Linked DNA regions of Homo sapiens: region 1 is linked to region 2. A link is a contact called in ENCODE Hi-C or POLR2A ChIA-PET data. All regions are on one chromosome and are shown on one strand. The core of a region is the stretch at or near the end of the contact, and the rest is flanking DNA. Distances in the headings are between cores, read along the strand shown. Region 1 overlaps CHN2 (chimerin 2). Region 2 holds the start of CHN2 (chimerin 2).

The links. A loop is a pair of places that touch in the nucleus more often than their neighbours do. ChIA-PET counts read pairs that join two places held with the same protein, here RNA polymerase II (POLR2A). Pooled maps may share reads with other maps.
Region 1: a map of HepG2 shows a loop between it and region 2 (4-fold over the local background). The contact joins the enhancer-like site here to the promoter of CHN2 in region 2. A Hi-C loop is called at or near these places in 3 of 168 maps with a recorded cell type or tissue (HepG2, heart right ventricle and mammary epithelial cell) and 1 of 50 pooled maps. POLR2A ChIA-PET finds 5 or more read pairs at or near these places in 8 of 52 experiments (A549, H1, HEK293 and 5 more).

The regions. Positions count from the first base shown.
Region 1 is chr7:29,227,532-29,230,231 of GRCh38, reverse strand. All of the region lies in intron 1 of CHN2 (chimerin 2), which reads right to left. Among named protein-coding and RNA genes, the nearest start is that of CHN2-AS1, 20 kb to the right of the region's middle. Within about 2 kb of position 1,416, at least 3 of the 41 ENCODE cell types and tissues checked have a DNase peak (open chromatin) inside an H3K27ac peak, as active enhancers do.
Region 2 is chr7:29,193,378-29,196,077 of GRCh38, reverse strand. CHN2 (chimerin 2) reads right to left here and starts at 1,303. Exons shown (of 13, transcript NM_004067.4): 1 at 1,088-1,303. The coding sequence starts at 1,136. It also overlaps a transcript of CPVL not described here. RefSeq lists an enhancer at 15-650.

The DNA of each region.
Region 1 (2,700 bases), core at 167-2,666, 34 kb before region 2:
CTTTTCTGAGGCAACAAAATACAAGCATTCCAGAAAACAGCCAAATGATCTTAGATAGCCTTCTAAAGCAAATTTGGCAATTTTTTCTCTAAAGGGCCAGACAGTGAATACTTTACACTTTCCAGGCCACACAGTCACTATCACAAGTATTCATCTCTGCTAGGGTAGTGGGAAAGCAGCCATCGACAATACCTAAACAAATGGGCATGGCTGGATTCCAATAAAACTTATTTATTTATTTATTTATTTATTTTTGAGACAGGGTCTCCCTCTGTCTCCCAGGCTGGAGTGCAGTGGTGTGATCTCAGCTCACTGCAGCCTTGACCTCCTGGACTTGAGCAATCCACCTACCTCAGCTTCCCAAGTAGCTGATACTACAGGCACATGCCACCATGCCCACCTAATTTTTGTACTTTTGTAGAGATGGGGTCTCCCCATGTTGCCCAGGCTGGTCTTGAACCTCTGGGCTCAAACAATCTTCCCGCCCTCTAGAAGAGTTAATATTACAGGCATGAGCCACCACGCCCAGCCCCAGTGAAACTTTATTTACAACAAAAGGTGTCAGGCTGGATTTGGCTGGTAGGCCTTCGTTTTCCAATTCTTCATCTAAAGGTTCTTTCCAGTCCTAGGATTCTAATCTGCAAAACACAGCTGTAGCAAATGGTGATAAACCAAACGAAAATGAAAAATACCAGTATACTACTGAATCTGAACGGTATGTCACTGGAGCCAGTGCCATTCTTTCTATCTAGATCTTGGGAATATAATTAGTAAATCTTCGTAATCAGCTCATTAGGATAATACATCATCAGTGATTTTTTTTTCCTTTTTAGCAAAACATAAAAATGTTTACATATGTTTATAGCTGTGATATCCAGACTTTGTAATCCAAGTGTATAATATTACAATCTGGTGCACTAGGAAGCATATGCCATCTGCTCAGCTTCTTCATCCTGCCTGCCAATGGGAAGTATTTTTAGATAAGGTAAAGACATGTGTGGGTAGACACTACCTTTGTCCTTTTTCTAGCTGCTACTCTTTTGTCACTCTTTTATCTCATCCTTGTTCCTCACCCCACCCCACTCTTGCAAAGCACATTGAAACAACACCCTTCTTGCAAGAAGGAGGTCAACAGCGGGGAGGAGCTGGTCAGTCCAGGTGAGGGGGCCACAGCTGGGCAAACCACTCCAGAGAGCTTTCAGGGTGAAAGCTGGCAATCGAGTCCATCCCTGAATCCATGGACCAGAAAGGAGAGCATGTCACTCTGCTCAGAAATCAGGCCCGACTGGAGCAGAGCGGGAGCAAAAGGAAGAATGGGCGTGAAAGCAGAGCTCAGGAAGGAGGGCGGTGCAGCGCCAGAGGCCCATTTTTTTGGCACCCTGCCCCAGGGCATGTGGGTGGATTGGCCTACTTGAAACCTTGGGGTCAAAGGAGACAAACAGCCCCCCTTACTACTGTGCCTGCAGCCAAAGCACCTTGGACTTTGATCACATCAAATTCTCTGCCCTTGATGTATTTATTTCCCAATATTGCCCAATGAGGTTTTGTGTTTTGTTTATTTGTTTTGTCTAACGAGTGAAAGGAATCACATATTGCTGGTCTAGTCATTTTAAAGATGTAATACACACACATATATGTTTATGATGCGTATTCATGTTACACATTCACATAGAAATATGTGTATATGTATACAGTCATTTGTGGCTTAACTCACAGGGTATGTTCTGAAAAATTCATTGTGAGGGGAGTTCATGTTGTGCGAACATCATAGCGTGTGCTTACACAAACCTAGACAGCGTATGCTGGAGCCTATTGCTCCTAGGCTACAAACCTGTACAGCATGGTACTATACTGAATACTGTAGGCAATTACAGCACAATGGAAAGTATTTGTGTATCTAAACGTGGGAAAGGTATACTAAAAATACTGCATTATAATCTTACGGAACCACTGTGGTATATGCAGTCTGTCGATGACGGAAACATCATGGTGTGGCACATGACTCTCTCTCTGTCTCTCTCTCTCTCCACAAACACACAAACACACACACACACGTGTGTGTGTGTGTGTGTATATATATATATATTAGTGTGTGTACAGGTTTTTTTTTAAGGTAGCTTCTATGTTAATTAGAAGCAATGACTTGTAGATATCTGGATTTTAAGGTAACTTGATATCATGTTTAGAACTCAGAAAATATATAGGGCTGAGAATTTGTCATACAATCTGAAGCCTTTAACTTAACAATAAGCTTGTTGGATGCCAGCATCCATGAATGAAGGAAGATTTTTCAATCTTGATTTATTAATGGGAAACCCAGGCTAAAACAATGAAAGAGTGAAATTCTTTTGAACTTGGACTACAGATACTTGGTGTGTATCACTTGGGTTGTTTCTATTCCAAGTGACAGATGACAGAAGCACCAATTCCAATTGGCTTAAGCTAAAGAGGGGAGGGAAAAGTGCTGAGGAAGTCAAAAGGTCAGGAATAGAACTTCAACCACTACTGGATTCAGGTTCCAAAAAGGAAAATCAGAATTCAGTTCTCCATCTCTCAGCTCTGCCTCCACAGGTGTGTGGTCTATCTCGGGTCCCAGGCAGGTGACAGCAAAATGACTACAGTTCAAATCCAGCAAGCAAAAGCTAGAGCAATGGCCAATAATTCCAATGAGGTCATCTTCCCTTTCTGGCCCAATCCCTG
Region 2 (2,700 bases), core at 54-2,553:
TAAAAACAGCCCAATGGGACTTAATACAATATTAATATATTGAAGCACTTCCATTAGGACTTCATGACCTTCTTGACCCTTAAATACTGTATACTACCCTAAATGTCTTATCAGCTATCCCTTTGGGTTTGTCATTAAAGTTTTCAATGACCAGAGAGGTACAGGAATTCTACCTAATGCATCATTCTGATTAGAAACCTGTCATACTCAGAAACCAGTGGGTCTGCCTCTATTGATTCCTACTCCTTCAGATTCATTAGCAATTTTTTTCTCTTCAATTAGACCCGATGATCAACCATAGAAAAGCTGAAAGAAGCCTTCCCTTTGCTCAACCATTCTTAAAAGGAAAAAAAATGCATGCCTTGCTAGTGAAATTACAGCCACTATTATCAGAAAATCTCTAAGGAGTCTCTCTCTCTCTCTCTCTCACACACACACACACACACACTCTCTCTCTCTCTCTCTCTCTCTCTCTCTCTCTCGTAAATGTGCCAAGAGTCAGAGGATGGGCTCGACCTCTCTTCCCCTAACCCACTTCAATCAGGATCAGAAAGATACATCCCTTCATTGCTGCTGTCTAAAACCCATGCCCAAGCGAGTGTCTCCATAGAGCTAATTTCTGAAACAAACAAAGAAAATCAAGTCTGCGAGGAGCGAGGGTTTGCTCCCCTCTGCTCCGGATTTGGGTGTCCAGGGTAGCGGGCGCGGCACGGCAAACAGGTCGGGGCGCTCTGCTTCACCCCAACCTTCTCCGCCCCGCCAGCCCCCGCTCCAGCTGCGCCAGAAAGTGCGAGCCTGCCCGCTCCTTTCGCTTTTCGCTCGCTGCACTCCAAGCCCCGGAACACCCGCGTCCGCACACTAAGGGCACCACCGCTCTCCCACCTCTGCGCTGTCAGATGTCAGGCGCGGAGGTGCTCTGGGCACCGAGGTGCTGGCGAACCAAACAAGTATCACCCCGGACGCCTGCCCCCATTCCGAGAGAGCGGGCGGGATGGCCACAGGTAGGCTCTGTCCATCCCAGGCTGCGGGGCGAGGGCAGTGGGGCGAGACCCGGCGCGGCAGCAGCGCCCGACGGGCTGAAACTCACCGGAGGACACCGACGAGCCGGACAGGCTGGAGTTGCTGGACGCTGCCATCTCCGCGCGCCCCTCGCGTCGCTGCTCGCTCAGCCCCGGTGCGGACGCCGCCGCCGCTGCCCTCGCCCGGCCGCTCGCAGCCTCCGCGGCCCCCAGCCCATGGCAAAGTCCTGGGGACGCGCAGAAAGCACCAGCCTCCGGACTCTGCCTGCACTTCCTGCTCCACCAGATGACGCGCTGCCGCCGCCGCTATTTATTTGTGGTTTCCGTCCCGCTCCGCGCCTTTGCACGCTTTTCTATGGGTGTCAGGGGGTAGGTGGGAGCAGAGGGAGGCCGAGGGGCAGCCGGGACGGGCGGATCTCGGCTCCCGCCGAGCCCCTCTGCCGTCCACGCTCCCCTGTGCGCGGCTGGGACCAGGGCGTCCTGGCAGCTCCGAGCCGCCCCGCCAGCTCCCGCACCCTCTCCTGGGCTCCCGCCTCTCCCGCCGCACTTCGAGTAGACCGGGCAGAGGCGGCGGGAGACGGACAGACAGAGCGACCTCCCCCTTCTCCCTCCGCCCCAACTCCGCTCGCGCACACACAAAGGAAGAAGAGGAGACGCGGTCGCTCGGGGGGTGGTTCGGCTGCTGCGGGCTTGACAGCTCCCGCCACTGGGGCTGGAGGGGGAGGCTGCGGACTGCTGGACAGGGGGAGGCGGGACGGGGGACCGGGTCCCCGGGGTGCTGGGGAGGCCGGGGCCGGGCGCGGGGCGAGCGCGGCTGCTGCGCGCAGCGCTGCTCCTAGGATTTGAAGGGGATGGGGAGGGAGGGTGTGGGGGAAGGTGGTGGGGCTCACCGCGCCCCGCCGGGCTCTCGAGCAGCGAGACAGTGGGGGTGGGGGATCCAGAGGGCGAAGGCGGGATCACTAGGGCCACGGTGCTAGGCAGAAGGGAACCTGGGATGACAGAGCCACTATGGAGCGCTCCTTCCACTCCTCTCCAAATTGTCCTTTGTTGCTCTGGAGCTGACGGTCCCTGCCCTGCAAGAAGGTGCGTTTCCTAAAACACCCGGGAAGCCAACCCAGCTACACTTAAGTAACCCAGCCACGGACAGTGCCCGACGCGTCCGTGGGCCTCTGAGGTTGGCCTTCAAAGAAATAGAGCCGTCCAAACGTGTCATCAGGCCCACACAAAGCTGGTGTCAAAGAGAAAGAGGTTCTCCGTGCCTTGCAAAAAAAGATTCTCACAAAAGACTTAAGACTTGGCAGCAGGTCCGACTGTGCCCTTTCAGGATAGGAACTGCTCAGGTGTGTGAGAGAAAGAGACTCGAGCACAAGGTGTGTCCCTTCCCCCTGTATTTAAACCTAAATTAATTTCACTGGGAGGAAATACCATGCAGATTTTTTTTAAGTCTGTTTCACGCTCCCAGCGGGCTAATCGGTTCTTTCAATCCTAAAGCAACAGAAAACTGTGAAATTTGAAGAGAAATTGTTAGATCAAAGGAAAAAGCAAACATTAAAGGAATGAAAGTACTCTCATTATATAGCAAAAATGGAAAGTGTTCACATTGGGGTAGTTCAACTTTTTAAAACATGGTTAAAAGAACATAGTCAATTTAAAAATTATCAGGAGTGACACAGAACAGCAG